2 separate regions of the Homo sapiens genome follow, and region 1 is linked to region 2. A link is a loop called in an ENCODE intact Hi-C map of the cell type or tissue named here. Cell type or tissue: CD14-positive monocyte. All regions are shown on one strand. Region 1 holds the start of NIPAL4 (NIPA like domain containing 4). Region 2 has its middle 5.7 kb from the start of MED7.

Region 1 (5,000 bases), 310 kb before region 2:
ACCTAGAACTCCCAGGCAGTGCCTGGAAGGGCCCCAAAGTCCATGGTCAAGCAACTCTGGCTCTGGCACATCTGCAGGGCAGAGTGGCATCTTGGTGGAACAGACTAAAGGCAATGTTGACCTTTCTTCCACGACACAGACCCATGAATAACAGAGCTTGAAGAGCCCTTAGAAAGCAGTCTAAATTCTTATTTTTTCTGGGGAAACTGAGGCCCTGAGAAAGGGAAGAGCTTGCTTAAGTCACCCCAACATCTGGTGAAAGATCTGGATCCAGCACCCACTGGGGCACATCCATGTGTCTTTTGCAGTGTGATATCTCTCTTTCCAAAACTCGTGTCACAATCAAGGGAAGATGAGACAAGAGGCATCTCAGTCCCTAATCAGACTTGTTCTGCACTGCTCATTCCTGTTTCTCCAGCTCAGGCTTCCTTGCCCAAGAGCTGAATCTGGGGAGTTCCCTGAGCCCAGGAAATGAGCCAGAACCTGGGAGAACATGGGCTAGGGGAGGTGACTCCTGAGAGGAAGACCAAACTCATCCCCACGCCCTTCCCCTGCTCCCTGAAGGTGCACCTCTAGCAGATGGAGCCAACGAACCCTCTGTGGATGGACTTGGCTGTCACAGTAAAGCCCGCAACACCCAAGGGCTGAGCATCCTCCATTGAGTCAAGTTCTCCCACTGCAGTGAAAAGTAAAAGACAGAGGGCTGATGGCCAAAGTAATCCAATTCTGAGCATGGGCCAGATGATTCCTGTTATCTCTTCCAGAATATGCTAGGACTGGGGAACACATTCTGGCCTAGAGAAAAGGTGAGGCTGAAAATGCCTGCCTTGTTCAGGAAACCAAAGTCAGACACCTAACAGGCTGGCTTTGAAAGCTTCACTGTAGAAGGGAAGAGGTTAGAGAAACAGGGACATGCCACAGCCTGCAGTTCCAAGACAAGGTAGGAAAGTGGAGCCACACCAAGGAAGGAGTTGAGGTTTTACTGTCCACCAGCCTTGGATCTATATTCCATTTCCTCACTGTATTACCTTGAGCAAATTATTAGCTGCTCAGAGCCTCAGTTTCTGGATCTTTAGAGTGGGGATAGCAAGATAGTAAAATAATAATACCTACCTACCTTCTAGAGTTGTTTTAAGGATTCAGTGAGATAATGCGGGTAAAGGGCCTAGTCCACTACCTGCTTTATGGTCAGAACGCAATAGGAAGTCAGGGGTCTTTCTTTACCCCTTCCTGTGGTTCTTTTTCTTTTCCAAAGACAAGACCGTCCTGTGATGGTCCTCCCATTGACCCAGAGAGAAAGCCCAAACTGCGCAGGTACTAAAACCTGAAGCAACTACACATTAAAAACACAGAATCCTCCCCCCGCCCCCACCACCTCTCAGGGTGTCTGCTGTCGTCAAAATGCCTGCCCCCCACTAACCCCCCATCTCAACCCAGGGGACATACTTTCCTTCCCTGACTCCTCTCAGCCATCCCAGCTGCGAAGATGAAAGTGAAGTCTCAGCCAGAACCCAGATCTTCAAAGCTGGGTGGGAGCCACCTCGTGCTGGCCCTGCCCCTCCCCAGCTTTGGCCCCCCTGGGAGGAGAGGATGCGAGGGAGAGCGGTGGCAAGGAGGGGAGGGCGCGAAGCGCGGAGCCCGCCTGGTCCCCAGCCCTGCCGTACGCACCGTTCTCGCAGCTGGTGTTGCTGACCCGCAGCTCCATGGGGCCCGGGGCACACGAACCGACGCGCGGGCGGACGGCGCCCGGGCTCCCCAGCTCCGGAGCAGGTGGCCGCGACTTGTCCCCCGCGTGGCTCGCGCGCGAGAAGCCGCCGGGGTCCGGACCCAGGGGTGGGGAGAGTGACGCGTCCCAGAGTGGGAGAGTCCCCGGGGAGGAGTCACCCGGCATCTTGGGCAATTCCGGGGGCAGGGGGCCCAGGGCTGGGGCCGCCCGCAGAGGGGCGCATGCCTTCCTGGGGTGAGGACGCTGCCAGGCTCCCAGCTCTGGAGTCACCGCCCCGTGCTAGGGGCAAGAGGTGAGGAGGCGGGTTCCCCGGCACCGCTCCTCCGATGCCTGCACCGGCACCCAGCTCCATCCCCAGGGAAAGAGTACAGGGGACCTAGATGGCTGGAGAAGGGGCAACTTTCCTGCCGAGGTGGAAGTGGCAACATAGGGGTTGGAAGTGGGTACTGCTGCCAATTGGGAACCTGGGTTCCTTCTTTTCCTTCCTTCTCGCCCTCCTACCCTCCCCCTCTCCTTCCTCCCCTCCACCTTTCCTCCCTTCCTTCCATTTCACCCTCCTGCCCTTCCTCCCTGCCTTCTGCCCTGCGACCTCCTTTCCTTGCCTTACCCGTTCATTGATTCAACCCAGGTCTGATCTGTGCTGGTAGGTAACAGGTACATAGTGAGTTAATGCTCAATATATATTTATGTCTAATGAATAGATAATAGGAGCTTGGTAAATTAAATGAAAGAAGGAAATGAAGTGATTGGAGACCAAAATGAGTCAGACTATTCCCTGTCCCCCAAGTACCTTATATTTTAATGGGGGAAACAAAATGTGATCATCTCTTAGAGACCAATGTTTTTGAAATTACCACTTTAAAATTATTTATACACACACACACATACACACGTTGTGATGGAAAGCATATTTGTTACTATGGGTAACAGTAAAAAGCAAGTTAGAAAACCACTGACCTGGAGCATAAAAATAGGTATGTAGAGTTTGCTATAGGCCAGGCAGAGTTCTAAGTGCTGAAAAATTCCAGTTCATTTAATCTTCATGACCGCCTTATAATGTACAGACTTTTATTATTTACCAAAAGGAAACTGAGGCACAAAGTGCTCAAGTAACTTGCTGGGGATCTCAGCTGAGAAGCAGAAAAGCCAGGATCAAACTCGTGCTGTCAGTGGTCACATTAAGCCGCCTGGCATTTTACACTGAAATAAACTGCTCCTGGGCAGTGAGGGTGTGGGGCTACTGAGAAAGCAGTGATTGGTTCTGCCAGTGGTGCTCACCGGCTTCCTGGAGGAGGCAGCTTTTAAGAATTGTTATGTATGGAGTCGTCAGCATGGGCCAGACACTGTGCTAACCCCTTTCCAGGCACTGTCTCATCGAAGCCTCCTAGGAGACAGATATCCTTACTCTTTCCATGCTACAGATAAGAGGAAACTGTTATTTTTAAAAATTTTATCATGAGATAATTTTAGACTTATAGAAGAGTTACGAAAATAGTATAGAGAGTTCCCATATACCTGTCACCAGCTTCCCTTAATGTTAACATCTTGTATAGGAATAGAAAAAACTGTCCTTTAAATACTCTGAGACACTTGCTCCCAAGGTTGCACAGCTAGTGAACGAGGGTGCCAGGTGTAAACCGAGCTGCTCTGACCCCAAGCCTGTCCTCCTACCTACGACCCTCCACTGTCTACTTGCGGACCTCTAGCTGGGCCTCTAAGGATGGGTTCTCCCAGCATGGGGCTTCCTCTAATTTGCTGGATGACTTTAAACAAGTTGCTTACTCTACATAAGGATCAATTTCTTTGTCAAATGCAACAGCCCCTTCTCCAAGGGGTCGGGATCGGGTTGGGGAAGGGAGAGGTTAAAAGAGAAAGGGAAATGTGAGACACAGCAAATGTAACAAGCCACGTTTGCTCATTTTACTTGCTGCATAATTTCACAAGCCCTTGATTCTGTAATGATGTGCACCTCTCTGGAAAAATGCTTTGAAAACAAAGCAGGATACAGCACAAGGCCCCCACAACTTTTGCCTGAGACACTATATTTCTTAAAAGATAAATGACCCTAGACCTTGCCTATTCCTACACATAGGATAATGTTTGACAAGGTTAGTGACTATGCCTCTATCATCTATAACCAGATATACTCTTGCACCCAGACTTTCATGTGATTCTGCTTTACTGTAACTTCTGAGCAAGTTTGATGTAATGTTTGAGCACATACTGCACTTCTGCTACGTGTATATCAGCTATGAGCTAAAACACTGTTTCAGAGCAGTGGGACAGGACCTCTCTGAAAGACTCCTCCCAGACTTTGTCTTCAGTCTCTAGTCCTCAGTAAGACTTCTGCTTTTTTTTTTTTTTTTTTTTTTGAGACAGAGTCTCACTCTGTTGCCCAGGCTGGAGTGCAGTGGCTCGACCTCGGCTCACTGCAAGCTCCGCCTCCCATGTTCAAGCGATTCTCCCACCTCAGCTTCCGGAGTAGCTGGGATTACAGGCGCCCACCACCACGCCCAGCTAATTTTTGTATTTTTAGTAGAGACAGTGTTTCACCATGTTAGCCAGGCTGATCTCAAACTCCTGACTTCAGGTGTTCCACCTGCCCCGGCCTCCCAAAATGCTGGGATTACAGAACCTCAGTAAGACTTCTGAATAAAACTAACTTTAATTCCTTAAAAGCTTGATTTTCTTTTAGTTGACAGAAGTCATAGCCATTGCCAACAGAATATATCCAAGTCTGCAGGTGAGTGTGCCCAGGCCCGCCTCTAACTTTGGAGGTGTGTGGTACCACCGTTCAGGTAGAGGGGAACACCTCCAAGACTATATGAATTTGAACACAGAGCAGCAAGACACTAGATGATTGGCCCTATTCGGAAGTGAGACTTCATGATGAAAAAATATATGCATCCATGCTACCTGCAAGGGAGAATTTGACAAGAGAATTCAACTTATCTTTCTCTTCTCTAAGCATTTCTGCTGTTCAGCTCCTCCTTGTGCTATAAAACGGAGTCAGCACTGAACCTGGAGTGGTACAGTCCTCAAACCCTCACTGCATTCAAACTTGACTGCTTTTATTCCAAGAACATAGGGTGAGAGATTCGGAGTATTTCCCTCTGGTCTGACCTTTTTTCTTCCTCGCTTTATTGAAGTATGACTGACAAATGAAAGTTATATATATTTAAAATGTACAACATAATGATTTGATATAGGTGTACATCGTGAATGATAACGACGATTAAGCTAATTAATACATCTATCACCTCACTTAGTTATA
Region 2 (5,000 bases):
AGTGAGCTGAGATCCTGCCACTGCACTACAGCCTGGGCGACAGAGTGAGACCCTTTCTCAAAATATTTATTTCCTAATAAATACATCCATTCGCCAAAGATATATAATATATAAAAATACAGAATATATAATTATATAAATACATTATATATAATATAAAATATATAATACATAATATATAATTTATATAATATATAAATATATTGTATTTTTGTAATGTATATTTTAATATACATTACAAATCTATATTAAAATATATATGATATATAATATATATATTGGGGGTGAATAAATGCATCATTAAACTTTAAAATCCTGTCTAAGAGGGCACTACCACCCATACCCTCGGGAAAATAATTCTGGCCTTTTACAGTTTCATGAAAAACCTCTCTTCTCTAAATGGTGGTATGTGAACTACTAATCCTGTCTTTATTTAAACTGTAATATTTTGGCTGGGAGTGGTGGCTCATACTTGTAATCCCAGCACTTTGGGAGGCCGAGGCAGGCGGATCACCTGAGGTTGGGAGTTCGAGACCAGCCTGACCAACATGGAGAAACCCCGTCTCTACTAAAAATACAAAATTAGTCGGGAATGGTGGCGCATGCCTGTAATTCTAGCTACTCGAGAGGCTGAAGCAGGAGAATCACTTGAACCAAGGAGGTGGAAGTTGCGAGAGCTGAAAAGAAATTGTAATATTTTGTAGATCATGAGTTTTTCCCTTAATTTTTTAATTTAAAATATTGTGTTAAGATATTATTTATCTTTTTTTTTTTTTTGAGACGGAGTTTTGCTCTTGTTGCCCAGGCTGGAGTGCAATGGTGCGATCTCAGTTCACCGCAACCCCCGCCTCCCAGGTTCAAGCAATTCTCCTGCGTGAGCCTCCCAAAGGGCTGGGATTACAGGCGTAAGCCACCGCGCCCAGCCGATATTATTTATCTTGATTACTGAGTTTGCTCCTCCTTAATTTTGTGCATGAGGCGTGTTCCTTACACACCTCCACTTAGTCTTGATCCTGATATGAAGCTACACTGAAAGCAGGTAGTTCACATTTGTACACACACCATTCAGGAGATTTTTTTTCTTCTTTCTTTTGCTTTTGCTCAAATCTGTCTTTGAACAAAAATATATTCAACATTGGCCATGTGTGAGGTAATTCCAGGGATTGTTAAGGGGATGCCCAGATAAGTCAGGAACTTAGCTACAGCCATAGAAATAAAACAGGCGCATAATTACAACTTCAGCTAGAGGAGTGCTGTAAGAAGTAAAGGAAAGAGGCTTTGAGTTGGTGAGAGGTAATTTTTATTTGGGTGAACTGAGAGAAACCTTTTGGAGAAGACCATCTTTGAGATGGATCTTAAAGCGGGAACTTAAATGGATCGGACAGAGCCCAGATCCTTTAGGGAGTGTATAGAAAATCAATCAATCAATAAATCAATAAAACAGTTATTTTTTGTTGTTGTTGAGACGGAGTCTTGCTCTGTTGCCCAGGCTGGAGTGCAATGCTGCAATCTCAGCTCACTGCAACTTCTGCCTCCTGGGTTCAAGCGATTCTCCTGCCTCGGGCTCCCGAGTAGCTGGGATTACAGGCACACACAGCCACGCCTGGCTAATTTTTGTACTTTTAGTAGAGACAGGGTTTCGCCATGTTGGCCAGGCTGGTCTCCAACTCCTGATCTTAGGTGATCCACTTACCTCAGCCTCCCAAACTGCTGGGATTACAAGCGTGAGCCACCGTGCCCGGCCGTAATGGGTATATTTTGTGATAATTCAAAGAACAGGTATGATGATGGCATGGCTATTTTTTTCCTCTGGTGAAATTCCACATAAGGTAAATGTAGATTTTAATAGTAACAGCTACAACAAATTCAAAAGGGCTTACCTGCCTTTTTGTAGGATTACAAATTCATTTTAGGTTCTTCAGCCTGCAAGTAACAACTCAGGAGGACCCAATATGCAAGACACAAATCTTTCCCATAGAAAAGTTTAAGCTGGGGATTATTTCCAAATGCCAAGGTTGCTGCTCCCCCTGCTGGTAAGAAAAAATGCTGTAGGCAAAGCAAACCACAAGCACTCTCCCCACCCATGTGCTGCACACAGATCTGGATTGTTGACGTTTTAGTGATAAGGTCATTAGCAGCCATGAAGTAACAACAACAAAAAAATAGTGATTAGGAATTGAAACTATACTGCAGACTGCAGAAAAAAAATACATTAGCAATGACTCTCATCCAAAGTGCATCATTAAGGCCGGGGACGGTGGCTCATGCCTGTAATCCCAACACTTCGGGAGGTCAAGGTGGGTATAAGGCAGGAGACCACTACTACTCCTGCTGCCTTCCTCCCCTCACCTTGCCTAGTTCACAAGACAGGAGGAAAGAGAGAAAAAGCAAAAAGTTGGAAAAAAACAAAAGTAAGATAAATAGCCAGACAACCTTGGCAACACCACCCAGCCCTAGGAGTTAAAAAAAGTAACAATAACATCAACCCCTGACCTAAACTACTTGTGTTATCTGTAAATTCCAGACACTGCATGAAAAAAGCATTGTAAAACTTTTTGTTCTGTTAGCTGATGCATGTAGCCCCCAGTCACGTTTCCCACGCTTGCTTGATGTATTACGACTCTTTCACATGGACCCCTTAAAGTTGTAAGTCTTTAAAAAGGCCGAGAATTTCTTTTTCGGGGAGCTTGGCTCCTAAGACACAAGTCTGCCGACGCTCCTGGCTGAATAAATAACCTCTTCCTTCTTTAATCCGGTGTCTGAGGAGTTTTGTCTGCGGCTCTTCCTGCTACAGGTGGATCACCTGAAGTGAGGAGTTCAAGACCAGCCTGGACAACATGGTGAAACCCCGTTTCTATAAAAGTAAAAAAATTAGCTGGGCGTGATGGTGTGCATCTATAGTCCCAGCTACTCAGGAGGCTGAGGCAGGAGAATCACTTGAACCTGAGAGGCAGAGGCTGCAGTGAGCCGAGATCACACCATTGCACTGCAGCCTGGGTGACACAGTAAGAGCTTGTCTCCAGAAAGAAAAAAAAAAAAAGTGCATCGTTAAAACCATATACAGTATATGAGCTTATAAAAATCAGGAAGAAACAGGGACTGGAGATGAAATTTTTCTTTTCTTTTCTTTTCTTTTTTTTTTTTTTTTGAGACGGAGTTTCACTCTTGTTGCCCAGGCTGGAGGACAATTGTGCGATCTTGGCTCACTGCAAACTTTGCCTCCCGGGTTCAAGTGATTCTCCTGCCTCAGTCTCCTGAGTAGCTGGGATTACAGGCGTGTGCCACCATGCCTGGCTAATTTTGTATTTTTAGTAGAGGTTTCTCCATGTTGGTCAGGCTGGTGTCGAATTCCTGACCTCAGGTGATGTGCCTGCCTCGGCCTCCCAAAGTGTTGGGATTACAGGCGTGAGCCACCATGCCCAGCCTTTTTTTTTCCGTTTTTTTTTTTGGCAGAGTTTCACTCTGTTGCTCAGGTTGGAGTACAGTGGCGCTATATCAGCTCAAGCAATCCTCCTACCTCAGCCTCCCAAGTAACTGGGACCCCAGGTGCATGCCACCATGCCCAGCTTGGAGATAAAAATTTTTACTTGCTATCTTCCAATGATTCTGCCGGGCTGATCAGCAAGCCAAAGATACAATGTAACTGACTAACAGACGCTCAGGGATTACTATCTATAAACCTGCCTACCAATGACAGAGGTAGTAAGGCCAACAAAATCAACAAGTTGCTGTAACAATTCGACTTCTATAAGCATAAATAAACAAATAAAAGGAGTTTTGACCCTTACTGGGCATCAAATACAAAAATTAACCCCAAAAGGATCATAGACCTAAACGTAAAACTTAAAATTAGAAAACTTGTAGAAGAAAACAGAGGAAAAATCTTTGACTTTGAGTTAGGCAAAGATTCTTGGAAAGGACACAAAAAGTATGAGCCATAAAATAAAATAATTGATAAACTTGTCATCATCAAAATAAAAAAACTCTGCTTGCTGAAAGACACTTAAAAAATGAAATGATTAACCACAGACTAGGAGAAAATATTTGTAAAAGACATATCTTATCAAGGACTTATATCTTGTGTGTATTTGTGTGTGTGCACCCTTACAATTCAATAGTAAGAAAACATGCCAATTTAAAAAATGGGCAAAAATTTTGAACAGACAGTTCGCCAAAGAAAAGATATACATGGCCAGTAAACACATGAAAGATACCCAATACTAAGGAAATGCAAATTAAAATCATTATACAGATATTAGAATAGCAAAAAGTAAAAATTAAAAGGATAACACCAATTTGCAGATTGAGGGCAACTATACCTCCGATAGATTGCTGAGAAATGAAAAATAAGCAGCCTCTTTAGAAAACTGCTTGGTAGTTTCTCATATAGTTAAACATATAATTATTATAATGTCCAGCAATTTTGTCACTATGTTGTTATCCAAAAGAAATGAAAACATATGTCCATACAATTGACTTGCATGGGAATGTTTATAGTATCTTTGTTAAGAATCACCTCAAACTGAAATAACCCAAATGTCTATTAACCAGTGAATGGATACATGAATTACAGTATATTCATACAATGGAATATTCCTTATCTGTAAAAAGGAACAAAGTATTATACATTGAACAACATTGATGGACTTCAAAAGTATTATGCTAAGTGAAAGGAACCAGACACCAAAAACTACATACTTTCTAATTTCATTTATATGACATTCTGCAAAAGGTAAAACTATATGAACAGGGATCAGATCAGTGGTTACTAGAGGATGGGGATAAAGGGAAGGAATTGAAATAAAAAAAAGTTGTTTGGGGTGATGAAATATTCTACATCTTAATCCGGGTGGTAGTGGTTTTATGTCAGTATGTATTTATCAAAACTCTTATAACTATTCACCTAGAGTTAATTTTATTCTATGTAAAGTATCCCTCAATAAATCTACATTTTAAAAAATCAATAGGGTGGAAACTAAAAATTTCTGCTTGTAATTTAG

Evidence for each region. Hi-C counts contacts between places; a loop is a spot of excess contacts. Peaks named below come from ENCODE experiments on the same cell type or tissue, not always from the same donor. Only the 100,000 strongest peaks of a DNase experiment are listed, where the experiment ranks them.
Region 1: a loop joins it to region 2, with 3 times the contacts of the local background. A loop is called at or near these places in 2 of 110 quality-filtered maps.

Annotation. Positions count from the first base shown.
Region 1 is chr5:157,457,026-157,462,025 of GRCh38, reverse strand. NIPAL4 (NIPA like domain containing 4) reads right to left here and starts at 1,813. Exons shown (of 6, transcript NM_001099287.2): 1 at 1,669-1,813. The coding sequence starts at 1,705. It overlaps NIPAL4-DT (NIPAL4 divergent transcript), which reads left to right and starts at 1,926. Exons shown (of 3, transcript NR_136205.1): 1 at 1,926-2,018. RefSeq lists a silencer at 1,760-1,919. In CD14-positive monocyte, no CTCF peak of the experiment used is centred here; DNase peaks (open chromatin) are centred at 455 and 1,895; H3K4me3 peaks cover 1,038 bases; H3K27me3 peaks cover 3,511 bases.
Region 2 is chr5:157,146,078-157,151,077 of GRCh38, reverse strand. No RefSeq gene overlaps it. Among named protein-coding and RNA genes, the nearest start is that of MED7, 5.7 kb to the right of the region's middle. In CD14-positive monocyte, CTCF peaks have their summits at 1,834 and 2,035 (motif pointing left); a DNase peak (open chromatin) is centred at 2,027.